3 separate regions of the Homo sapiens genome follow, and regions 1 and 2 are each linked to region 3. Evidence: chromatin loops called from intact Hi-C (ENCODE). Cell type or tissue: heart left ventricle. All regions are shown on one strand. Each heading gives the region's core, and the rest is flanking DNA. Links, peaks and the distances in the headings are about the cores only. Region 1 has its middle 27 kb from the start of LINC02572. Region 2 holds the start of LINC01856 (long intergenic non-protein coding RNA 1856). Region 3 overlaps UGGT1 (UDP-glucose glycoprotein glucosyltransferase 1).

Region 1 (10,507 bases), core at 3,995-6,494, 1.7 Mb after region 3:
AAGGTCTTAATTTTAACATAGTCCATTTGATCAATCTTTTCCTTTGTGTCTACCATCTTTGTTTCTCATTTAGAGAAGCCTCTGCTTATTCAAGTTCATGTAGACAATTGTGCTATTCTTCTACAACTTTTGTTTAGATCTGTGATCCTACTGAGATGTATTTAGATCTGCAATCTATTTGAAATTCAGGTTTTTTTTTGCTTGTGGGATTATTTTTGTATGTTGTGCAGAGGGCAAGATGGTTTTCCCATATGGACACTAGCATCTTTGATAGAAGCCTCCATCCTTTCCCAATGCACTGCAGTGTTATCTGTGGGGAAATCAAGTGACTGTTACATACGGGGCTGTTTCTGGACTCTATTCTGTTCCACTGGTCTCATTGTCCATTCTTGAATGCTACCACATTGTTTCAAGAAATCAGATACCTGATAGTCACAAGAGTTTGTATGTGCACGTGTGTGTGTGTGTGTGTACGTCTGTGTGTGTGTGTGTGTTTGGGGTTTTATTTTGTGTGTTGGGCTTTCTGTTTGTTTTTTCAAGACTGTCTTAGGTCTCTGGACCCTTCATTTCCATACAAATTTTAAATCTCCCACTCTATGAATATGACATAGCTCTCAATTTATTTAGATCTTATTTAATTTCTCTCAATAATGTTTTAAAATTTTCTATGTAGAGTTTTGCAAATTTTTAAAAATTTCTTTGTAGGATTTTTATTATTTTGTCACTATTATAAATGGCATCTTTTTAAATTTCAATTTTTAATTGTTAATTGCTGGCATATAGAAATAAAATTAATTTTCATACAAGCCTTGTATTGCCTACATTGTTAATTTCACTTATTCATTCTAATTCTTTTAACTAGAGATTCTTTTGGATTTACTATATATACAATCATGTCATCTGCAAATAATGATAGTCTTATTTATTATATTCATATCTTAATTACTTTTATTGCTATTTTTTTCTTGCCTTATTGCACTGTCTAGAATGTCCAGAACACCACCCAGTAGAGGCAGTGACAGAGGCATTTCTTTCTTGTCATCAATCCCAGGAGGAAAGCTTTCAATATGCCACAATGAAGAATGATTTTGCCAGAGTTATCTTTAAAGGTATTTTTTACTATATTAAGGAACTTGCCACTTATTTCCAGTTTACTGAACGCTTTTGTCATGAATGAGTTATTGAAACTCTATCGAGTGATTTTTCTCCATCTCTTCTTCATTCTGATAATGTGGTGAATTGCACTAATTTCCTAAAGTTATACCAATTTTACAATCCTGGGTAAAAAATTAAAATGATATCGCTTCCTTTTCTGAAAATATTTTGTTTAGGACTTTTTACAACTACCTTCATAAGTGAAATTTACTTGTTGTATTAGTTTGTTTTCACATTGCTAATAAAGACATATCCAAGACTGGATAATTTATAAAGAAAAAGAGGTTTAATGGGCTCACAGTTCCACATGCCTGGGGAGGCCTCACAATCATGGTGGAAGGCAAAGGAGGAGCAAAGGCACACCTTATATGGTGGCAGGCAAGAGAGCGTGTGCAGGGGAACTGCCCTTTATAAAACCATCAGATCTCGTGAGACTTATTCACCATCAGGGAAATAGCAAGGGAAAAACCCATCCCTATAATTCAATTACCTCCTACCGGGTCCCTCCCACAACAGGTGGGGATTATGGGAGCTACAATTCAAGATGACGTTTGGGTGGGGGCACAGCCAAACCATATGACTTGTGATTTTTCTTTCTGTTACTATCCAGTATTTGTATGATGTTTATTCTAATCTCATGGTACTAATTAAGCATATTCTCACTTCTTCTATTTTCTAGAAGACTTTGTGTAATATCTGTCTTATTTCTTCTGAATAACAAATGTTCTGAAGAATTCACCAGAAAAGCCTCTTTGTGAGAAAGATTTTAAGAAAAATTTCACTGTTCATATTTTTGTGTCATTTTCAATGTCTTTCAGAAATTTATTTCATCTAAATTATAAAATTTACTGGCATAAAATTATTCATAATATTTATGAAAATTTTTTTTTGAGACAAGGTTTTGCTCTGTCACCCAGGATAGAATGCAGTGATGCAATCTCAGCTCACTGCAAACTCAACCTCCCAAGCTTAAGTGATCTTCCTACCTCAGCCTACCAAGTACCTGGGACTATAGGCACATGCCCCCACACCTGGCTAATTTTTGTATTTTTGATAGAGATGACGGGGTTGCACCATGTTGCCCAGGCTGGTCTCAAACTCCTGAGCCCAAGCAATCTGCCCACCTCAGCCTCCCAAAGTGCTGGGATCAGAGCATGAGCCACCATGCCCAGCTGTTTATGATCTTTTTGATGGCATTAAAACCTGTAGTTATGTTCCATTCCCAATACTAGCTATGATTCATATATGACTCCATTCCTGATATTGGCCAAACAAGTCACATGGCCATGCTTAGCTTCAAGGAGGCTAAGAAGTACAATTGCCCCATATGCCCAGAAGTAGGGAGAGTCAGCCTTCAGGGAACATAAATAATGTTTCTCATACTTTATTTCCAAGAGCACAAAGGTTATTAGAAGAAGACAGGACTCAAACTCGTGGCCATGCATGAAGCAGGGCACTGCCTCCCAGGGGAGTAAGCAGCTCCTCCAGTTGGACCTGACAACTGCCTTTCCATCCTGCTGAGGAACGCACACCCTGAGCGGGGCACCTGCAGTCCCATGGGCCCTGCCCCAGCCCTGGGCAGGCACAGACTGCTGGACCTAAGCACACAATGACTTTTAGAATAGACAGCTCTTGGAATAGGTTACAGCCTTCTTTATTGTGTTTGAAAAGTAACAATTTTCCCTGGCAAAGTTTTGCATTGAGCAAGTAGGTGTTAAACTTATTATAAGAAAATTACCCTTGGTAATGATCTGAACTTTTAAAAATCCATTTCCCATTTCTGAAATGAGAGCTCAATTTCTCCCCACATTTTATTTGTTTCATGGCACAGATTGGAAATAGTATCAATTTTCTGCCAGCATATTAAAACATGTTTTTATTAACTAGTAATTGCAGTGAGACTTGGAAATCAGGAACAAAATGCTTCTGGAGAATTGAAAATATATATTTCTGATTTCCTTAATAAAAATTATAACTCTACAGTTACTGTAGTTTCTTATGTTTGCCAATCCTGATATAGCAGCTCACAATGGGAATTTTCTCTATTTTTCTACCACATATGAATATTGAGAAGCTCAAGGTCGTACGTAGGTAACTCTGAAGACCACACATTAGCCTTACTATATTGTGCAGTCACTTTGGCAGAGTTTCATAAATAAAGCAGATAGCATAAGATGGTGCTGGCTTATGGAAACCTAATCAGAACATCTCAGTCTGGGAAACACAGTGGAGACGTGGAAAGTCAGATGCACCATATCCGAACACCAGCCTCACCCATATGTGCTGTGGAATCTCAATCTTGGTGGGCACTAGTTGCCATATCTGGATAGTGAGAAGACTGAAGACCAGCTTGCAAATTGCCATCAGGATTAATTGTGAAAAATATAAGTTGAATGCTTAGCAGCATTCCTGGAATGTGGGTGGCACTCCCATGGAGAAACTGAACAACACCTTGACCAGGTGATGAAAATTAACATCACCACTGAGAAACAGACAGGCACCATATGCCTCGAGATGGGCTGCCCTGAGGGGGACACAGCATCGCCTCTCTAGCATTCTGGCCTAGGATACATAACCCAAATCTAGCCATGAGGAAACATTAGGCACCATTCTATTTAAAAAGTTGGGGGGAGAGGGAAAGTGACTACATTCTTCAAAAATACCAAAGTTATAAGAGACAAGGAAAGGCTATGGCAATGTTCCAGATTAAAGGAGAGTAGAATGACAGAGCAGCAAATGCAATACCTGATCCTAGACGGGTTCTCTATAGGAGCAGGAGAAATGCTGTAAAGGACATTACTGGGACAATTGACAACACTGGAATATGGTTAACAGATTAGAAAAAAAGTTACTGAAGTTGTTATTTGCTTGTTCATTTGTTTGTCTGTTTGAGAGGGAGTCTCGCTCTGTCACCCAGGCTGGAGTATAATGGCTCGACCTCAGCTCACTGCAACCTCCACCTCCCGGGTTCAAGCGATTCTCCTGCTTCAGCCTCCCAAGTAGCTGGGATTACAGGCACACACCATCCCGCCTGGCTAATTTTTGTAGTTTTAGTAGAGACGAGGGTTTAACCATGCTGACCAGGCTGGTCTCGAACTCCTGACCTCAGGCGATCCACCCGCCTCGGCCTCCCAAAGTGCTGGGATTACAGGTGTGAGCCACTGTGCCCGGCCTGAAGTTGTTATTTGAACCAAAGAGTGTGTGAGAATGCTTTTTCTTAGGAAATACTTACCAACGTATTTAGTGATAACTAAATGGATATATAGATATAGATAGATATAGATATAGATATAGATATATAGCACAGAGACAGGGAAAGAGAAAACAAGATAAAGCAAATGAACAAAATGTTAATAAAAGGTGAATGTGGGAAAAGAGTATATGAATATTCCATGTTCTATTCTTATTCTTGCAACTTTCCTGTAAGTTTGAAAGTATTTTCAAATAAAAGGTTTTTAAGTGTCTCTAGTGACAATAAAGACACTTATGAAAGATAAGCATGTAAGGAACTTTCATAAAGTTGTTCCATGAAATATGAATGAAAATAAAGTGATATTTACAAATTAATGATTCTATATATTATTTCAAATATGTATATGTAACTAAATGAGTTAATTAAACATTATGAGTAGATATTGACTATCTCTTTCTCACCTTCAAAGTTTTTATATATAAGTTGGCCAAAACTACGTTTTTCTTTCTCTTTTTGATTCACTGAGAAAATGGAAGGTTCGCCATTATTCCGTTACCATATATTCAGCATGTATAAACCACATGTTACAGTGACATCTTCTGGTGGAGTATAATATTGCAGTCTAGTTCTATTACATCTTCAAATAAACTGTACTAAGGTGGTTCCACAGAAGCATGCAGGAAAGGAGCAAGAAGCAAGCATGGGGGCTCCAAGCTTCACCCTTACTTCAAGCAAAACAGTTCAGTTTTTAACGTGGCTTATGCAGGCCTGGAAGCTGCGACAGTAAGACTTGAGTAACTTATGGTCAAGTACAGGTGGATGAGTAAACCTACCAAGAGTGGGCAAAGGTGTTGAAAAGTGCATTTTTTATAAAAAGAGTCATATCATTACCTGCTCTTTCTGAAAAAAAAGTGTTGATCCTTCAAAAGCATTTGACAAATTAATGCTATGAATGAATGCTTAAACGGTGCATGAGTGAAGATCAGCTTCAGGGACTTCAGGAGCACCATTTATTTAGCACTAACCAAGATGCAAACTACAAATAAGTGAGGAGGACTTCACAAACTCTTTTTACACATCCTCAAAAGACTATTGGGCATCTTGATTGTGCCACACAAGATCTAGCAACAATATTAATTTGAATACATGTCTGGCAAGAAAGGAATAATGTTTTCATCAAGAGGCAACCAGGGATGATGTCACAGAAAATGATGGTATACATTGCTTAAAGAATTGATCCCTCCGTTGAAACAATCATAAGCTGTCAAAGACTGAAATAATCAACGTTTTTAAACACTGAGCTCTAATCTCAAATGTACAGCCACAAAGGGGTGGCTTAATAAAGAAAAGGGAAGCTAGCTTTGGTAAGAAAGCCTAGTGGCATTTTTGCTCATCCACCTTCCTTCCATTCCCTAGCACAGCAGCATCAGCCATGATGACAGAAGGCTGCATTCCCTGTGTGGCTTTCTGGTGCCAGGGGTTAATACAGAGTTTATTCTTAAAGTTTTATGGTACTGTGTATTCATCTGTCTGATGGTTCCCTGGAAGACTAAATTGACCTTTTTCTTGACCTTTTCTTTCCACCTGGTGTAGGGAACTGTGCTCAGGCAACTGGCAGACCAAAAGCCAAAAAGAAGGAGCCCAAAAAGGAAGGTTGTTGGAAGAATAAGAGCTCAGAAGGGCTACTGTGTATGCTGGCAAAGATAGAAGATAACACACAGGCCCAGAACAGGACACATATGAGAAAACATCTAAAAGGACCCCAGGCTTGTACCTCTGACAGATCTGTGGGCTCCAGGCAAGCAAGAGGCAAAAGCTAAGGCATAGTTGCAGGAAGCCTGGCTTAGCACTGAAGGAACTCCTGTCCCAGCTCAGAGCCAAGCTGCAAAAGTCAAAACACGAGTATCTTCTCTCTTTCTTGTTTTCTCGTTTCATTCATGTATTTATTTATTTCTCCCTTTCTTTTTTTCTTTCACTCCAGATACTTAAGGAAATCTCTGGAATGTCACTGTTGACCACTGAGATAATGAAACAGAGACTTCAGTGACCACAAATGACAAAGAATCCAGTCTTTGCAAAATTAGTTTGGAGAAATCACTAAAGAAATAGAGGACAACATTCATCAAGAAGAAAAAATAATAACAAACTCTAGGGAATGGAGATAATCTGATTTCCAGGGTAACCACATTGTAATATTCAAAATGCCCAATTTTCAGCAACAACAACAAAAATCACAAGATATACAAAGGAATAGGAAAGTGTGGCCCAATCCTAGAAAAAAATTATATAAACCATCCATGAGGAAACCTTAGTATTGGACTTACTGGACAAAATTTTTATATCAATCATCCTAAAATGTTTAAAGAACTAAAGAAAACCATGAACAACAAACTAAATAAAACCAGGAAAACAGTGCACATACAAAATGAGAAAATCAATAAACAGATATAAATTATAAAATAAACCAAACAGAAATTCTGGAACTGAAAAGTTAAATCACCGAAATGAAAAATTTGGCGAGGCATGGTGGCTCATGCCTATAATCCTAGCATTTTGGGAAGCCGAGGCAAGTGGATCACCTGAGGTCAGGAATTCAAGACCAACTTGGCCAATATGGTGAAACCCATCTCTACCAATAACACAAAAATTAGCTTGGTGTGGTGGTGCACACCTGTAATCCCAGCTACTCGGGAAGCCAAGGCAGGAGAATCACTTAAACCCAGGAGGCAGAGGTTGCAGTGAGCCAAAATCATGCCACCACACTCCTGCCTGGGTGACAGAGCAAGATTCCATCTCAAAAAAATAAAAAAATAAAAAGAAAAAGAAAAGAGAAAGAAAAATTCACCAGAGGGGTTAAACAGCAGATTTGAACACACCGAAAAATGAATCAGAGAAATCAATGATAGGATAATTGGAATTGTCTGATATAAAGAGTAGAAGAAAAAAAGAGAACAAGACACTATCAAGCAGGACAACATATGCAGTATGGAAGTCCCAGAAGGAAAACAGAAAGAAAGGGGCAGAAAGAACTGTTGATGAAATAATGAATGAAAACTGTCTAAGTTTAATGAAATATATTAAACTCCAAGTAGGATAAATTCAAAGAGATCCACACTTAGACACATTACAATCAAACAGTTCAAAGACAAAGATAAAGAGAAACTCTTGTAGTGGCAAGACAGAAGCAACTCATTATGTACAATAGATTCTCAATAAGATTAACTGTAATTTTCCCATCACAAACCATGGAGAACAGAAAGCAGTGAGACAATATTTTTAAACCACCAAAGAAAAGAAAAAAAAACTGTAAACCAAGATTAAATAACCAGAAAAACTAATCTTGAAAAATGAAGAAGTTAAAACATTCCCAACCATCAAAAGCTGAGTGAATTTGTTACTAGCATATCTACCCTACAGGAAATTCTAAAGGGAGTCCTTTACACTGAAATGGAAGGACACTAAACAGTAACACGAAGCGACATAAAGAAATAGAGAGGTTTCTAAACATCAAAGCCAGTATTACATTTTTTTAATTTGTAACTCCTTCTTTATTCCCTAAATAGTGTAAAAGATAAATGCATACCAAATTGAAATCCATGTAAATGGGCCCACAATGTATAAAGATGTAATTTGCAACACCAACAATTTAAGGTGGGGATGGAGCTGTATAGGAGCAGAGTTTTCATATGTTAGTAAGACTGAGTTGGTATCAGTTGAAACTAGATGGTTATAAATTTAGGATGTTCATTGTAATCCTCATTGTAATCATTAAGAAAATATGTTTTTAAAATACACAAAAGGAAATGAGACAGCAAAATGGTTCACTACCAAAAAAAAATTTAAAAAGAAGTTAGTAATAGAGGAAATGAGGAACAAAAAGTATAAGACATAGAGAAAACAGACAGAAAAATGGCAGAAATAAATCCCATTTTATCAGTTACTACTTTAAATGTAAGCAGTTTAAACTCTCCAATCAAATGGTGAATAGTAACAGAAAGGATTCTTTTAAACATAGTCTAACTGTATATTGTCTAAGATATTTTAGATTCAAATATTTAAAAAGTGAAAGTATAGAAAAGATACTCCATGCAAATAGTAACCAAAAGAGAGCTGGGGTAGCTATGTAAAGATCAGACAATACACACTTCAAGTCAAAAGCTATTACAAGGCCGGGTGTGGTGGCTCACACCTGTAATCCCAGCACTTTGGGAGGCCAAGGCAGGCGGATCACGAGGTCAGGAGATCAAGACCATCTGGCTAACATGGTGAAACCCCATCTCTACTAAAAAAATACAAAAAATTAGCCGGGCGTGGTGGCGGGTGCCTGTAGTCCCAGCTATTCAGGAGGCTGAGGCAGAAGAATGGCGTGAACCCGGGAGGTGGAGCTCGCAGTGAGCCGAGATGGCGCCACTGCACTTCAGCCTGGGCAACAGAGTAAGACTTCGTCTCAAAAAAAAAAAAAAAAAAAAAAAGCTGTTACAAGAGGCTGGACATGGTGGTTCACATATGTAATCCTAGCACTTTGGGAGACTGAGGCAGGAGGATCGCTTGAAGCCAGGAGTTCAAGAGCAGACTGAACAACAAAGCAAGACCCCACCTCTACCAAAAAAAGTTTTTTAATTAGCCAAGCATGGTGGCACACACCTATAGTCCTACCTACTTGGGAGGCGTAGTTGGAGGACTGCTTGAGCCCAGGAGTTGGAGGTCACGGTGAGCTATGATTGCACCACTGCACTCCTGCTTGAGCAACAGAGTGAGACTCTGTCTTAAAAAAAAAAAAGAAAAGCTGTTGCAAGAGACAAAAAGAACACTATGTAGTAATTAAAAGACCATCAGAAGATACAATTACAAACATATACACACTAAGCAACACAGTCCCAAATATGTGAAGCATACATTGACAAAATTAAAGGGAAAAGTAGTTCTATAGCTGGAGACTTCAATACCTCATTCTCAACAACGAATCGAACATATAGTCAAAAGATCAATAAGAAAATAGAGGGTTTGCACAACATCACACACCAACTAGACCTAAGAGACATATATAGAAAACTCCACCCCAAAAAGAGCAGAATACACATTTTTCTCAAGTGTGCATGGGACATTCTTTGGGGTAGACCATATATTAGACCACAAAACAAGTCTCAATAAATTTTAAAAATTAAAATTATGTAAAGTATCTTCTCTAACCACAATGGAATAAAGCTAGAAATCAACATCAGAAGGAAACTGAAAAATTTGCAAATATGTAAACATTACATTTAAATAACCAATGGGTCAAAGAAGAAATCACAAAAAAATTAGAAAATATCTTCCTACAAAGGAAAATAAAAACCCAACATATCTAAATTTATGAGATATAGCAAAAGCAGTAATCAGGGCAAAATTTATAGCTGTCAATGCCTACATTTAAAACAAGAGAAAAAATCTCACATTAATAACCTAACTTTACAACTTAAAAAAACTAGAAAAACAAGAGCAAACTAAATTTAAACCTAGCAGGAAGAAGGAAATAATGAAGATTAGAGTGGAGATTTATGAAATACAAAATAGAAAAATAACAGGAAGAATCACAAAACCAAAACATTGTTCTTTGAAAAGATCAACAAAATGACAAAGTTTTAGCTAGACTGACAAAGAAAAAAAGAGAAAGATGCAAAAACCTGAATCAGAAATGAAAGTGGAAACATTACTACAAACCTGACAGAAATTTAAAGGATTATAAGAAAATACTGTAAACAATTATACACCAACAAATTAGATAACCTAGGTGAAATGAAAAAAATTCCCAGAAACACACAAATTACCAAAACTATCTTAGCCTGCCAGGGCTGACATAACAAAGTACCACAGACTAGGTGGCATAAACAACAGAAACTTATTTTCTCACAGTTCTGTAGGCCAGAAGCCCAAGGTCAACGTGTCAGCAGGTTTAGCTTCTTCGGAGGCCCCTCTCCTTGGCTTCCAGACAGCTGACATTTCACTGTGTGCCCACATGGCCTTTTCCTTGTGTGCACACATCCCTGGTGTCTGTTCCTCTTCTTATTAAGGACACCAGTCATATTGGATTAGGGCACCACATTTTTGGCATTATTTAGTCTTAATTAGCTCTTTAAAGGCCCCATTTCCAAATACAGTTACATTGGGGTTCAGGGTCAA
Region 2 (10,507 bases), core at 4,021-6,520, 1.7 Mb after region 3:
GAGGGAGGGGAGGAAGGAAGGAAGGAAGGAAGGAAGGGAAAACAATGTATGAACAAAATGAAAATTTCCACAAAGAGACAGAGCCATAAAAAAGAACCAAACAGAAATTCTGGAGCTGAAGAATACATTAACTAAACTGAAAATTCAAGAGAATGTTTCAACATCAGACTTGATCACAGACGAATAAAGAGAAAAAGAATGAAAAAGTTAAGAAAGCCTAAGGAAATTAAGGGACACCTTCAAGTGAACTAATGTATACATTACAGAAGTCCCAGAAGTGGAGAGAGAGAGACCCAGAAGTGGAGAGAGAGAAATGGGCAGAAAACTTGTTTAAAGAAATAATGGCTGACAGCCAGGCACAGTGGCTCATGCCTGTAATCCCAGCACTTTGGGAGGCCAAGGCCGGTGGATCACTTAAGGTCAATAATTCAAGACCAGCCTGGCCAACATGGTGAAACTCCATCTGTACTAAAAATACAAAAATTAGCTGGGCATGGTGGCAGGCTCCTGGAATCCCAGCTACTCGGGAGGCTGAGGTAAGAAAATGGCTTGAATGTGGGAGGCGGAGGCTGCAATAAGCCAAGATCACACCACTGCACTCTAGCCTGGGCAACAGAGTGAGACTCCATCAAAAAAAAAAGAAAAGAGAGATGAAAGAAAAGAAAGAAAGAAAGAAAGAAAGAAAGAGAGAGAGAGAGAGAGAGAAAGAAAAAAAGAAAGAAAGAAAGAAAGAAAGAAAGAAAGAAAGAAAGAAAGAAAGGAAGGAAGGAAAGAAAGAAAGAGAGAGAAAGAAAGGAAAGAAAGAGAAAGGTTGAAAACTCCTCAAAAGAGAAATGGACCTCCAGATTCATGAATCCCAAAGGATCCGAAATAGGAAGAACCCAAAGAAATCTGAGATAAATTTATAATCAAATTTTCAAAATTCAAAGACAAAGAGAATTTTGAAAGCAGTAAGGAAAAAGCAACTCATCATATACAAGGGAACCTTTAGGAGACCATCAGTGGGTCTCTCAGCAGAAACCTAGCAGGTCAGAAAGAAGTAAGGTAATATATTTAAAACATTGAAAGAAAAATGGTGCCCACTGAAAATATTATATCCAGAAAACTTATCTTTCAAAAATGAACAGGAGATACTCACTGGCAAACAAAAGCTGAAGGAATCCATCACCACTAGATCTGCCTTACAAGAAATGCTTAAAGAATCTCTTCAAGTTGAAAAAAAAAGAATGCTAAACAGCAACATAAAGCAAATAAATGCATAAAACTCACTGGAAAAAGCAAATACATAGACAAATACAGAATGTTGTAATACTATAAAGGTGGTATAAAAATCACACTTAATTTCAGTACAAAAATTAGACAAAACTATTAGGAATAACTATAACTACAAAAAGTGTGAGTAGAGACAATATAAATGTATAAATTTCGACATCAAAAACAAAGTATGGGGTGGGGAGAAGTAAACATACAGGGTTTTTAATGCAAGCAAAATTGAGTTGTTATCAGCTTAAAATAGACTGTTATAACTATGTTTTATACAAGCCTCATGATAATCATAAAAGAAATACCTATCGAAGATACACAATAGAAAAGAGAAAGGAATCAAAACATATCACTACAAAAAAACCAATGAAACACAAAGGCAACAACAGAGAAAAAAAGAAACAAAAGAACCACACAGACTAAAAAATGTTTAACAAAATGTCAATAGTAAGTCCTTCCCTAGGATAATTATTTTAAATATAAGTGCAGTAAATATAAGTGCATACAAATACTAAATAAAACAGGGTGGGGATGGACATACTTATAGCAGACAAAATACACTCTAAGCCTAAAACTATCACAAGAGACAAAGAAAGACATTTTAAAATGATAAAAGGATAAATTCATCAGGAAGATATAACAATCATAAATATACGCACCCAACATCAGCACATTTAAATATGTAAAGCAAACATTGACAGAAATGAAAAGAAAAATAAACATAAATACAATGATGGTAGAAAAACTTTAATATTCCCCTGTCAATAATGGATAGAAGACATCCAGACAGAAAATCAATAAGTAAACAGTGCACCTGAACAAAGCTATAGACTTAGAGAACCTAACAAACATTTACAGAATATTCCACTCAACAGCTGCAGAGTACATGTTCTTCTCAAGCACACATGGAACATTCTCCAATATTCATAATAGCCAAAAAGTCCAAACGACCCAAATGTCCATCAATTGACGAATAAATGAATAAAATGTGGGCCAGGTGTGGTGGCTCACGCCTGTAATTCCAGCACTTTGGGAGGACGAGGCAGGTGGATCAAGAAGCCAGGAGTTCGAGATCAGCCTGACCAACATGGTGAAACCCTGTCTCTACCAAAAATACAACATTTAGCCAGGCGTGGTGGTGCGCACCTATAATTCTAGCTACTCGGGAGGCTGAGGCAGGATAATCGCCTGAACCCAGGAGGCAGAGGTTGCAATGAGCCAAGATCATGCCACTGCACTCCAGCATGGGTGACAGAGTGAGATTCTGTCTAAAAAAAAAAATAGAATGTGGTATATTCATACTATGAAACATTATTCATCCATAAGAAGGAATGAAGTACTGATACATGCTAGAATACAGATGGCCCTTGAAAACATTATGCTCTGAGGAAAAAGCCAGATACAGCTAGGCTACATATTGTATGATTCTATTTACTGTGGTACCTCCTTACCTTCAGGAGATAGATTTCAACACCACTAGTGGATGCCTGAAACTACAATAGTATCTACTTCTATGATACTATGTTTTTTCCTATGCATGCATACCTATGAAGTTTAATTTATAAATTAGTCACCATAAGAGATTAGTAACAATAGCTAAGAATAAAATAGAAAAACTAGAACAATATGCCAGCTTCTGTGAAGGGAGAGTTACGTGAAAAACAACCACGTATGCCAGCAACACTGCTCTTGAACTTTGGGTCTTGATTAAGTGAATGAAGTGTTGCTGGAACACAAGCACTGTGATACTGTGGCCGTTAACCTGGTAACGGAGAAGGCTCCTAAGTGACTAACAGGCTGGAAGTGTAGACAGCGTGGACCATGCTGGACAAAGGGAGCGTTCATGTCCCGGGTGGGACAAAGTGGGATGGCGAGGGATTTCATCACGCCACTTAGAATGATGTGCAATTGAAAACTCATATATTGTTTATTTCTGGAGTTTAATCTTTTAGGACTGTGGTTGACTTCAGGTAACTGAAACCATGGAAGGTGAAACCACAGATAAAGCAGGACTACTGTATTTAAAATGTCCAGAGGAGGCAAGTTCATGGAGACAGAGATCAGTGGTTTCCAGGGGGGGTGGGGGGCAGCAGGAATGGGATGTGACTGCTTGATAGATACAGAGTTTCTTTCTAGAGTGAGAACAATGTTCTGGAACTGGCGGTGATGACTGCACAACTTCTGAATGTACTGGACGCCACTGCATTTGTACAATTTATTTATTTTATTATCATTATTTTTTTGAGACAAGGTCTCACTCTGTCACCCAGGCTGGAGTGCAGTGGCACAATCATGGCTCACCGCAGCCTTGGTCTCCAGGGCTCAGGTGATCCTCCTACCCCAGCCTCCTGAGTAGCTGGGATTACAGGCATGCACCACCATGCCACCATGCCAGGCTAATTTTTGTATTTTTTGTAGGGATGGGGTTTCACCATGTTGTCCAGGCTGGTCTCAAACTCCTGGGCTCAAGTGATCCTCCTACCTTGGCCTCCCAAAATGCTAGGATTATAGGCGTAAGCCACTGCCCCCAGCCTTACACAATTTAAAATGGTTAGAATGATGAATTTTACATTGAATTCCACTTCATAGGAAATTTTTTTTAAAACAACAACAAACCTCTTTAATGGACACATAAATTCCCTGGGGGTCTGATTGCAATGCAGATTTGGATTAAGGAGTCCGGGTGGGTCCTGAGACCGTGCTCCCCTTGCTTCTCACCTATGGCCACATTTTGAGACGCAAGGCCACTCGAAGGGCCCCCACCTCTGTGAATCAACCCCTGCTCCATCTGCCCCTATAAATAAGGGAATGCTAAAGCACAGATGGCGGGAGTGGGCGTGTCCCCAGGTCTGAGCCTGGAGGGGGTGGCCGGCCTCCCCCAGGCATGGAAGTGGAGGGAGAGGGGGCTGTAAACGGGTTACTCTGTCAGCAGACACAGAGGAGACCAAAAACAGTAGCTTTTATTTCACACGAAGCTGAGGAAGGAAGGCGAGAGGACAGCGCTGGCTATCAGAGGGTGCTGCCTGGCAGGTGCACCACCTCCAGCTGCTGGGCTCCAGCTCCGGGGCTCAGAAGCCATCTGAAAGAAAGCAGCGGCCTCCACTGAGCAAGCTGGGGTGCTGCAGGGTACCCGCCCCCGTGGTGCTCAGCAGTGCCTTCCCTCCCCTCCCCAGCCCCCGGGAACTCCTCCTGCGCCAGGGACACAGGGATCAAGGAGAGAACAGAGTGCAACCCCATCCCTGCCTGATCAGTGGGGGTGCCCGTCTTCCCTGCGACGGTTTTGGGGTGGAACAGGAGTGGCTCCTCAGGGGGAAATGAAAGGAACTGAGGAGCTCCAGTCGTGAGAAGGCCAATGAAGCAGGTAGCTTCTCTGCGCCGGGGTTGTGCTGAGATGTCATCTAGGGCCGGCTCTTCCAGAACCTCATTTGACGCTGGGAGGCAGCGACCGGGTGTGGGGGCGGGGTGGTAGGGGAGGGGAGCAGGGATGATGCGGTCCCGATTCCGTCCCCAGGGGGCGCTGGGACCCTCCCTGCTATCCAGGCTACACCTGTGCGGCGTAGCAGCCGTCCCCGTCTCGCCTGCACAGCGCCAGATGACAGCAGCCCAGAGGCTGTCCTCTGCCACCTGCACTGCTCACCTTTTCCGAGGAGGTCGGGGACGGGGCTGAAGGGTCCCCCGGGCAGGTTCCAGGCCAGGTCCTCTAGCAGGCCCAGCAGGCCTTTCACCTGTGTCCCCAGGTGATCCACGGTCTTCTCTACCATCTAGAGTGAGAAGGTGGGTAACGTCCAGGACAGGAGTGGTGCCACGTTCTGCTTCATTAGCCAGGTCCTAAGAAGCAGCTGGCGGTCCAGTGGGGTGCAGTGGAAAAGGACTGGGAGCTGCGGGACCTGGGTTTTCCTCACTCAGGCTCTGCGCCTACCTGCCTCAATCTCCCCAGATGACAATATCCTATGGGGCTCGCTCTCTAAGGCTCCTTCCTTTTTGGCACTCAGTCACAGGTTTGGATAAAGCGCGTGTAGATTACCTTCTCCCTTTTGGACTTTGCAGCCTGGAGCTCACATTCTTTTTGTTATTCTGCTCCCTGGTGGTGTCTCTGCCAAATGACAGGTCTGGGATTTTGAAATTTACTCAGGGTTCTTAATGGTTTTTCCCTGTGTATGCCATGGACCCCATTGGCAGTGTGGTGAAGCCTACAGACCTCTTCTCAGAATAATGCCTTAAATGCAAAAAATAAAACATATAGAATTACCAAGAGCACCAATTGCTTTAAAATATTATTCAAGTATTAGGCCAGGCGTGATGGCTCACACCTATAATCCCAACACTTTGGGAGGCCGAGGTGGACGGATCACCAGAGGTCAGGAGTTCGAGATCAGCCTGGCCAATGTGGGAAAACTGTCTCTACTAAAAATACAAAAAGAAAACGGGCACGGTGATGCATATCTGTAGTCCCAGCTACTCGGGAGGCCAAAGCAAGAGAATCGCTTGAACCGGGAGATGGAGGTTGCAGTGAGCCGAGATCATGCCGTTGCACTCCAGCCTGGGCGACAGAGAGAGACTCTGCCAAAAAAAAAAAAAAAAAAAAAAAAATTCAAATATTTAAAATTAAACTTTTTGGCCCAGCACGATGGCTCACGTCTGTAATCCCAGCACTTTAGGAGGCCGAAATGGGCAAATCCCTTGAGATCAGGAGTTTGAGACAAGCCTGGCCATATGGTGAAACCCCATCTCTACCAAAAATACAAAAAATTAGCGGGGCATGGTGGTGCATGCCTGTAGTCCCAGCTACTCAGGAGGTTGAGGCATGAGAATCACTGGAACCTGGGAGGTGGAGATGGCAGTGAGCCGAGATTGTACCATGCACTTTAGCCTGGGTGACAGAGCAAGACTCCATCAAAAACAAAATTTAAAAATTTGGATATATGTATTGGCCGGGCACAGTGGCTCATACCTGTAATCCCAGCACTTTGGGAGGCTGAGGTGTGTGGATGGCTTGAGCTTAGGAGTTCGAGACCAGCCTGGGCAATATAGCAAAACCTTGCCTCTACAAAAAAATACAAAAATTAGCCAGGCATGGTGGCACATGTGCCTGTAGTCCCAGCTACTTGGGAGGCTGAGGTGGAAGGATTGCTTGAGCCTGGGAGGTGGAAGTTGCAGTGAACCGAGACTGCACCACTGCACTCCAGCCTTGTCGGCAGACAGAGACCCTGCCTCAAAAAAAAAAAAATGTATTTATTAACTCACTAACTCACATGATCTAACATCAGGCCTAACAACAACTGAAATTTTGACATAATGAATGATATAAATGTTCTTCTATTCATAACTAGAAGAAGATGAAATTATCTGGATTTCTATTGGTGACAAAGTTATAGTACTATTAACACCACGGCTTGCTGTCTGTAATTTATGATGAATGGGAATGCTCAATTTCAGTTAAAGGCTTGTGACAATAAAGATGTAAACTTTTCCCCACACAAGTTAGGAATCGTGGCTATATAACAAAACAGTGACTGGATTTCCACCTTCCCATCCAGTAATGATGCTGAAATGTCCTGGTGGGGGTAAGTAAGGCCTTAGGGGAGGCAGGGTCCATTGGGGGCTCGCCAGCCTGGCAGCCTAGATGGGAGGGTGATGTTGGACAAGGTGGCCCCAGGGCAGGATTGGCCTGATGTCCTGACATTCCAAAGCAAGCTTGCATCTGCCCATAAAAACATCATCCTAGAAGGTGGTCCTGAAACCACATGTCCTTCCAAAGCACCCTGTTACCTCCTCTATGACATCTAGATGGCATTGCATAGCCATGTGTCTGTCACATGCTGTGCTCTGAGCTGAGTCTCCTCAGGGAGCGATGAAGGGTTCTGCAGCTGTGGGAAAACAAGTCTTGTCACTGTGGGACCCTTAGTTTTCCACAATGCCAGAGACTTCTGTAAATACTGGGCTCAAGTGAGGTCAGTCCTCAAAGCAAACTCAAGAGCAAGAAGAGGATGGCCCAGGTGGGGGTCAGTGTGCGACTGTCAGTTATCTCAATCCCACCAATCTCTACAGTGGCAGTCACCTACAGACCCAGATGGACTTCCTCAAGGAGGTGAAGCCCAGGGAGGAAGGGAAGGCGGGCTTCAGCCAGGAAGAATGGCACCTGCAATGATGGAGAGGCCTGAAAGAGCATGGCTCACTGTGCAAACCCTGCAGGGAGCCTGCAGTGGCTGGAGATACAGGGTGGGTGGGAGAGAGACTGGAGAGGGAAGTCCTGGAAATGAAGCCAAGGGGACAGAGCTTTAACCAAGAGGCTTTCATAAACCAGTTCTGATGTTTGTTTTTGTTGTTGTTGTTTTGTTTTGTTTTGTTTTTGATGGAGTCTAGCTCTGTTGCCCAGGCTGGAGTGTGATGGTGCAATCTCAGCTCACTCCAACCTCTGCCTCCCCGGTTCAAGCGATTCTCCTGCCTCAGCCTCCCGAGTAGCTGTAGGAATAGTGAGAAAGAAAATGAGAGGAGGTATTTCAGTAGCAGCATTGACACTGGGAACCCATTAGTAACAGCTGTCATGTGATGAGTGCTTACCATGCACCATGTAGGGTGATCACTTAACCTCTCCAACAGCCTGTTCTTATGCCCAATCTACATGTAGGAAAACTGATGCACAGAAGGGTGAAAGGATGTGTCCAGAGTCACTACTCATAAGCAGAGGATCTGCCATTCAACCCGCTCAACTCCTGATTGAGCACTGTTCTCCTTGAGTTAGCTCTTCCAGGCACCATCAACCTTCACAACAGAAGTCTGAGATCCCTGATTCCAAGCTCGGATTTCAGAGTTGGTAACCCTGAGATGCCTGTGGGGCATCAGGGTTGGCTGGAACCTTGGAGAACACTGACACTCAGGAAGGAGAGTGCTGCCCCAGCAGTCAAGAGAAGCCAAGAGCTTTACGGATTCTACAGGGGATGAAAAGTGTTGGCATAGCCGAAAGCAGCAGGGAGGTCTAGCAAAATAAGGACTGGAAACACAGCATGGGAAAGGCCCTGCTAAATTTCACCCCAGCACTTTTAGGAGTGGAGGAAAAGCAGAGTTTGGATTACCATGACATGAGAAGGGAAGGTGAGGTTGGGAGTGGAAACTTGGATTCTGGAAAATTTCATGAAGCTTGGCTGTGAAGGAAGGGAGATTGGATCGCAAGGTCTAGAGAAGTATTTATGGTTGTCATTTGTTTTTGTTTTTGTTTTAAACACTGGAAAACACAACCATGCTTACAGCCTGAGGGACAGGAGGAAGACAAGAGAACCCAAGGAATGCACTTCCTGAATTGATGGGAGGCCCTGGATCCAGAGCGGGTGGGAACACATCTGGAAGGAAGACAGAGGGAATGAAGCAAAAATGGGCAAAGGTAAACCATCTAACTAGAGGGCCAAAAAGTGGAGTGAGCTCCCACCTGATAGCCTCTATTTACTCGGTGCAGTAAGATGGAGATCACGTAGGGAGGAGAGCTAGATGTTAAAATTTCAAGAATTCTATGAGTAGGTTGCTAAAAACAGACATTAAAATAGTGACCATGGTGTCTGGAAATGGTAGCTCATGCCTGCAATCTTAGGACTTTGGGAGGCCGAGTGGGAGGATCACTTGAGGCCAGGACTTAGAGACCAGGCTGATCAACATAGTTAGACCCCTATCTCTAAAAAGAAAAATTTTTTAAGTAAAAAAAGAAAAAAAAATTGTGGCCATGATGAGAACATTTACATCACAGAAATCAACACCCCCCCCGTCCTTTTTTTTTTTTTTTTTTTTTTTTTTTGAGAGCCAGTCCATCAGTGTACCACTAGGTAAGGGACTTGAATAAAAAGAGGGCTTCAAAAGGGGATGTGCAGAATGAGGGATGCAGTGGAGGAGGACCATGAAGAATGAGCTGGCATCAACAAGGAATCCTGGAAGCACAAGTCCTCCCCCAGCAGTGCTCCACAGTCTGGGTGCAAAGACAGATGGCCGGATGGAGCTGAAACCTAGGAGTCTGCAGGATGGATGTGGTGGAAGCAAGGGGCCAAGGAACTGAGATTTGGCCAGCCAGGGGTTTAGGAGAGGAGCCCTGGAATCCAGCTGGGATAAGGAAAGAAATGAGGCCAAGAAGAGGGCCAATAAATTGGGAGAAATGGGGGCTGAAGAGACTGGAGGTCTTAGGAATCACAGGAGGAACAAGAGGTAAAGAATATTGCAATTTTAGCTTTTAGAGTTAGGGCAGCTTCAGATAGTGACAATATTAAGGCTGTGGCCATGGATGTGGGCATCCAAAGCTCAGCTGGGGGAGAGAGTTATGGAACGGATCTCTGTACATGCAGTGTCTGTAGCTGTAAGGCCTTGGTGTTGGATGGGTTGGCCAAGGGGTCATCTGCAGTTGTCTAGAAGTGGGGCAGGTCTTGAGATAGGATGGAGCTGGTGATGGATGTGTAACTCTGAGAGGCCGAGTGATTTGTCTAAGGTCACACCATCTGCAAATGCCTGGAACTCAGGCACCCTCACCTCCAGGCCTCATCTCAGCAAGATGGGGCCCCCTGCCCTGTGATTTTCTGATTTCAACTCTATCTAGCTCTCAGCTCTTCCACTCAGGGATGAGAACAAGACCAGGAACAAAACGTCCTTCCACTCTGAGCATCTTTTGTGGAGAACAATCTGTTTTTCAAATTCTCCTTTTCATTATTTCCCTCCACTGAACTTAGAAAAGATTCTGCAAAAGATCATGGTGTTATTGCTGAATCTGGGGAGGGAGGAGGACATTATAATGGTGCTTTGGTTATTTTTTTATGGTGAGTCCTTTAAAGACCTATACTGAAATATTTACAGATGAAATGCTATACTGTCTGGGATTTACTTCCAAATAATCCAGGCCTGGGTGGGGATGGGGGAGAGGCATGCGTGGATATTTAGAGCAAAGAGGATGGGCTGACAGTTGCTAATTGCTGAAGCTGGGTGATGAGCACACGGGGGTGCATTCAGCAATTCTCTCTACTTTTGTGTGCATGGTTTGAAATGTTCCATAACAAAAGCTGGCTGTCTGGCGGGGTTGTCAGCAGAAAGCAGCAGCCATGGTGGGCTGCAGGCATCCATGTAAAATATTCAGAGAGAGAGAGGCCACTGGGGGCTATGCTCCATCCTGGCCCCACATTCTGAGAAGGCCCTTGAGAGGCAGGAGCAGGTCTAGAGAAGGCTATGGGAAGGGACTCCTTTTTTTTTTTTTTACAGGGTCTCACTCTGTCACCCAGGC
Region 3 (5,762 bases), core at 3,251-5,750:
TATCCCAGAATCAAATCATTCTATCAGTGTGATGCGGCTCATAGATAGGCAGATGAGAAACTTGAAGAAAGGAGAAAAGAAAGAAAGAACAGCCACACTTTTCTGCCCAGAGAGTGTATGTGTTGACCCTGAGTGATTTGCAAATGCACAGTACATGGAAGCTTTGGTCTTGAAGCTGTGCTGTTAGTGCTGGTATTCCTTGGTCTGTGGTGGCATAGTAAGAACATTCCCTCTATAGCCAGCTTTTACCTTAAGGTTTACTGCACATATTTATTAGTTTAAAAATAATTATGTTGCCTTTAAAAAAGTTTGATATAAATTCTGCTTAACACAATTTAAATTAGTTTTAAACTGTGTGAAGAGGCTTCCCGTCAGGTTGTGTAGGGGATGATTTCCATTAGGGCACATTTGAAGCACTCTGTAGTATGTCCTTGCCTTAATTAGCTCCGTAGCGACACACATGAAACAGTGGATTAGTGCCTGGTTCTTACCCAGGAAATAGAAGAATTCTGTATTATAATAACACCATTGTAAACAGTAGAAGGTTTTTTCCCACATAACATTTTCCTCAGATAAGGTTTTACAAAATTTGGGATGCACTTCCGAACTCCTTCCCTTTTGGATGCCCTGGCCCTTGCCAGCCCTCCCCTTCCCAGGAGCATGGTGCCCCCTCTTCCTAGCTGTTCAGGGCCCCACCCCCATTAGAATCTTCCTTTGCCTGAGAACCCTACTCTCTGCTAGATGACAGCAAATGCAGTGAATTCATGTTGTAATTATGACTTTCTGCACCTTGAAATTTGGTGACTGGAAATTTTAGGCATTGCTGTTGATTAGTAGGGAAACATACATTTAATTTTTCTTCCTCTGCTCCTGTCTGCCTGCAAATAGAATTTGTTACAGTTTTTCTGGTAGCGTATAGACACCAGGTTGAGTACAGGGCCTATTGTTGACTGATTGTTGCCTCCGGCAGAAAGAGCGAGCAGATTTCCTTTACAACACTATTCCAGTTAAAGAGTAGTGGCCGGGAGTGATGGGTGATGGCTCACGCCTGTAATCCCAACACTTTGGGAGGCCGAGGAGGGTGGATCACTTAAGGTCAGGAGTTTGAGACCAGCCTAGCCACTATGGTGAAACCCTGTCTCTACTAAAATACAAAAATTAGCCAGGCGTGGTGGTGGGTGCCTGTAAACTCAGCTACCTGAAGGCTGAAGCAGGAGAATCACTTGAACCCCGGAGGTGGAGGTTGCATTGAGCCGAGATTGCTCTACTGCACTCCAGGGCAACAGAGCAAAACTCTGTCTCAAAAAAAAAAAAAAAAAAAAAAAAGAGCGGAGGCAGTGTGGTTCCAATAATGGTTCAGGGGGCCTGTTCCCTGCATTCCTTTATCGAAGGCTCTGTGCTTGGCTCAGAGCTTGTGAACACAGGCGGTTGTTTAGTACTCACCATGTGGTTACCACACATGGGTGCCTCTCACTACGTGATGGGTAATTTGCAAGAGGACTCACAAAGGAGGTTTGGGCATGCACCTTATATAAAGAGAGGTTTCAACACGTGCTTCTGTGCAGCTCGAAGGAGCTTAAGGAGCAAGAAGATAGCTGGATCTGGAAAACTCCTTTATGAGAAGGATGATGGACTCAGATGCTCTGAGAGCATTTGCTGCCTTTTGAGAATTGTGCCTTGTAATATTGATCTTTCTTTTCTCGCAAAGCCACGATGGCACTGATTCTCCCCCTGATGCTGATGAGGTGGTTATCGTCCTCAACAACTTCAAAAGCAAAATTATTAAAGTGAAGGTGAGTTTGGTAAAAGTAGTGGCATTCTGTTATTGGACAGCTGTCATTTAAAAATATGTATCTTGGAACCAGCCCAAGAGTCTCTTTGGAATTTGCTATGGCAATTATAGGGATACTGCTTTAAGGCAAAATGTCTTTGTAACTGTGAGTTTGTGGCTTCCCTCAACTGAAAGATTGTACCTTTTGGGTAATCTCGGTGTGCAGAACATGTCCCATCTTATATAAAATATTCTCATAGATGCTATGTTGTTTATATAGCCACAATTCATAGTGTTGTTGATGATTCTTTTCTCAATATTGGGGGAACTGGCAATGGAAATTTTCAACAATAATAAAATGATAGTCCTATTTAATTTCTTTTGACTTGTACTTTCCGTTCTCTGAATGTTGAAGCTCTTAGTGCCTTAAATTCAAGTACAGTATATTCTTGAAGAAAGAATCATTACACACAGTGAAACCTAAAATAGGCCATCCATTGTTGAGAAGAAAAATGGTCACTGTACTGCCAAGAAGAAACCCCTGTTTGTGCTAGTGAATCCTGAAAACTGGTCATAACATGAAATACCTCCCTCCCAACAGCTAGAGCCCCCAGCAGCCACACTCTTCCCTGGAACTAGCTGTTGACTCATTGAATCGTGCTTCTGGTTTCACTGCACAGTTGAGTTTGCGGCTCTTTGCCTATGTTGCAAGCTGAAAATGGGGTTCATCTAATTAAAAGAGGTTGCTGTCTCCTCACATAAGGTTATGATGTGAATGTCCTGGCGAAGATACTTCTATTGAATCCTTCTAGACTCTGGGTGGGGTTGTGCCTGTTTGTGAGAGAATTGATTGATAATTCCCTATTGATGACAGGCTCACAGTGTATATCCAGTGAGAGGCAGTTTTATGCCTGTGAGACATACTGGGAGTAAGGTTTATCACATTTGATTGCAGGTTCAGAAGAAGGCAGATATGGTGAACGAAGACTTGCTGAGTGATGGAACGAGTGAGAATGAATCTGGATTTTGGGATTCCTTCAAATGGTAAGTTGACATTGTAAGAGTTATGTTTTTAAGGAAAAACTGAGATATAAGCACCATCCATCCCTCCTTTTTGCATCTTGTGATTCTGTCTGGGCCTTTCACATTCTACTTTGTGCAGCTACATCTCACACTTATATTTGGCATAGATGAGTATTTTCCACTCGATTGATCCAAAAGAGGTTCATGTCTCCTAGTGGGGAAGTTACTTCTGCTCCATACTTTGTGACTCTCATTGCCTGTACCTGCTCTTTGGAAATTTGACTGCTCCCTGCTCAGTTTACTTCCCGTTGTGTAAGTTGCATTCTGGTGCAGCCTGTGTTCAGTCTCTTCCTAAAACAACACTGTCGGAGAGTGAACATTCTTTTTGTAGGTTGGTTTTGTCAGTCTTGTGGTCTCTCCAGGGTGTGAGGGAAGCTTCATAACCACTCCTGCTGCAGCTCACCCGCTAGGGAAGGATGGGAAGCGCAGTCTCTTTCCTCTTACTTTCAAAGGCCGTGTGTCTGTATGAGTGTTTCAAGTGGTCTTTTTTTTACCCTTATTGTTATAGGGGCTTTACAGGACAGAAGACTGAGGAAGTGAAGCAAGATAAAGATGACATAATTAATATTTTCTCCGTTGCATCTGGTCATCTCTACGAAAGATTTCTTCGGTCAGTCTTGTTGATTATTTCATTATATATGATGAATGAATTGGTCAGTGTTCTTATTTAGAGAGGAAAGGTTTTGTGGGATTCTGCTCATTATACTCCTGTGTCTTTGAAGCACTCTGAGCATTGTGACTGGCTTGCCATTTATCATTGGATTTGTTTTGATCCCGCCGTCTCTGTGAAGTTGAACTATGTAGTGAGTGCTTCTGGATATTACAAGGCTGCAGCCCTTTAACGTCACTGTACACATTCATAGACTGTACTGTTTACTGCCTGCCAAACATTGCTTAACCCAGAGATTAGGAGGTTGACATAGAGAATAGAATCAGAACAGAACCATGGAATACTTCACTGCCTTGTAAAGATTCACAGGATTTTAGAGCCAGGAGAGAGCTTAGTTCTTACATGTGAACACTTCTGTTTTATAAACAGGCTGAGGCCCCGAGTGTGAAGGGACTTGTCTAAGGTCACACAGCTACAGCCAGAAGAGGCCACGGGCTAGGGCTGCCTGATGTAGTGGTCACCAGAGGCACTGTCAGGAAGGCCTGAGAGTCACTTTTCTCATTGCCAGGGCTCTGTTCACTCTTAATTTTTCACTACAGATCTAGTATAGAAAATCAAAATGTCATTTGTCTCATTTTTAGCCCTCTTATTTCCAAGAAATAATATCCTACCTAAAATAGTGACAATAATAACAACCGAATTTGGTTAAATTCCTCCATTCAAAAATGTGGTTTTGTTTTCTGAGTAAGGAGGCCGGAGCTGGTAGCCTTCCTCTCTAAAGCAGGGCCTCTGTGTAGGCTGCAGGAGGCGCTGTGGTTACACATTCTTCCCTTAGCACCAGATGCTGATGTCATGTGACAGGAGTTTTGGGGAGTGATGTCAGTTACCCCGATTTCCAGGGTTCATCTGGACCATAACTAATATATCAGTTCATGAAGCAGTTTATTTAGAGGTGTAACAGAATTAAAACATTTGCCTCTGTCAGTTAAGTGTAGTTTTATAGGTGAGGAATGCCCCTTCTCTTTAGTGATAACTTCATAAGTTGGAGTAAGTACAATTTTTCATTTTCCATCACTGAGCGTCTCCCTCGGCCTAATTGAGCCATTAGTTAGCTCTGCCGTAAAGAGCATTTAGGTGTCTCGTGATTGACTCTACATAATGTTGAGGTTAAATAACATTGGAAAGCTGTTATTAATTACCTGCTTTTGTTTGGCAGCATAATGATGCTATCCGTGCTGAAGAATACCAAGACTCCTGTGAAATTCTGGTTCTTGAAGAATTACTTGTCCCCCACATTTAAGGTTTGTTTCACAGAGAAAGGGAAAACATTCTTATTAAGGAGATATTTACTGTATATTTTTCATGACTTTTGTTTTATCTGTATACTTTAGCAAATTTTCCATTTACTAAGATACCCTAATTTGGTTGCATATTTTTATTTTGATTATTCTTCCAGATTGGTCTATTTGAAGGAAACAGTTAAATTGTGTTTAAAAACTTGGATGATATGGTAGGAGAGTCTTTTGTTGTTGTTATTATTAGCAGTGTCTTACTGAGATAACGTTTCCTTCCTCTGAAGCCTGCATGCTTGCTTTAATTTAGAAAGCACAGCGATGGTTTACATTGAAGAGAATGATTGGTGTTAGCATGAACCACTCCTAGATGATGTATGGAAGTAGTGCTTCCTCTGTGCAAAACAAAACACGTACTTGGAATGTTTTCTGCATTACTTATATCAGTCAGTATTTGTCATCTAAGTTGATTTATTTGCATCCTTTTTTTTTCTTGTAGAATTTACTAAGTGACTTTTAATATATTCAATAACCATTCTCCTTGATAAGCACTTTACTGCTGGCGCCTAAAGGTGCTTATACTTAGAATCTGAAAGACTTATTCAAAAAGGACAACACATTTGTCCAGAGTTCTGGCTTTGCAGTGTTATTCCCTGGGTTAGATCTGGCCTCGAGGAAGGCTTGTCATCAAGCTCAGTAAATGCCTTACTGAAATCAAGTTTAGACAAATGGACTTAAAGTTCATGTGCTGTAAAAACACACACAGAGGGATATACATCTAAAATCCTTCTCTTGAACATTCTGTCATTTCATGTGGTGACCAGAAGTCATAAAGAAATGGGGATTTGACAAAGGTTTATATCTGTTCTTCTATGTAGTCATGAGTGGGTCACGGCCGGTCTTTGTAAGACCACTGTTTTGGTAAATGTGTTTTATTTGTCCCGTATCATGGTGGTTGGCTTACATTATGAAAGCAGTTTTCTTAATCAGAAGAAATGATTATTTG

Evidence for each region. A loop is a pair of places that touch in the nucleus more often than their neighbours do. Peaks named below come from ENCODE experiments on the same cell type or tissue, not always from the same donor. Only the 100,000 strongest peaks of a DNase experiment are listed, where the experiment ranks them.
Region 1: a loop joins it to region 3, with 4 times the contacts of the local background. A loop is called at or near these places in 8 of 110 quality-filtered maps.
Region 2: a loop joins it to region 3, with 11 times the contacts of the local background. A loop is called at or near these places in 5 of 110 quality-filtered maps.

The regions. Positions count from the first base shown.
Region 1 is chr2:129,844,815-129,855,321 of GRCh38, forward strand. No RefSeq gene overlaps it. Among named protein-coding and RNA genes, the nearest start is that of LINC02572, 27 kb to the right of the region's middle. In heart left ventricle, for the core only: a CTCF peak has its summit at 4,943 (motif pointing left); no DNase peak of the experiment used is centred there.
Region 2 is chr2:129,918,658-129,929,164 of GRCh38, forward strand. LINC01856 (long intergenic non-protein coding RNA 1856) reads left to right here and starts at 4,520. Exons shown (of 4, transcript NR_110285.1): 1 at 4,520-4,624. It also overlaps the pseudogene PLAC9P1. RefSeq lists enhancers at 3,827-4,642, 4,643-5,456. In heart left ventricle, for the core only: a CTCF peak has its summit at 5,359 (motif pointing left); no DNase peak of the experiment used is centred there; H3K27me3 peaks cover 1,441 bases.
Region 3 is chr2:128,175,106-128,180,867 of GRCh38, forward strand. It overlaps UGGT1 (UDP-glucose glycoprotein glucosyltransferase 1), which reads left to right. Exons shown (of 41, transcript NM_020120.4): 32 at 1,709-1,793; 33 at 2,727-2,815; 34 at 3,363-3,464; 35 at 4,681-4,765. Among named protein-coding and RNA genes, the nearest start is that of UGGT1, 87 kb to the left of the region's middle. RefSeq lists an enhancer at 4,130-4,424. In heart left ventricle, for the core only: a CTCF peak has its summit at 4,263 (motif pointing right); a DNase peak (open chromatin) is centred at 4,266; H3K27ac peaks cover 803 bases.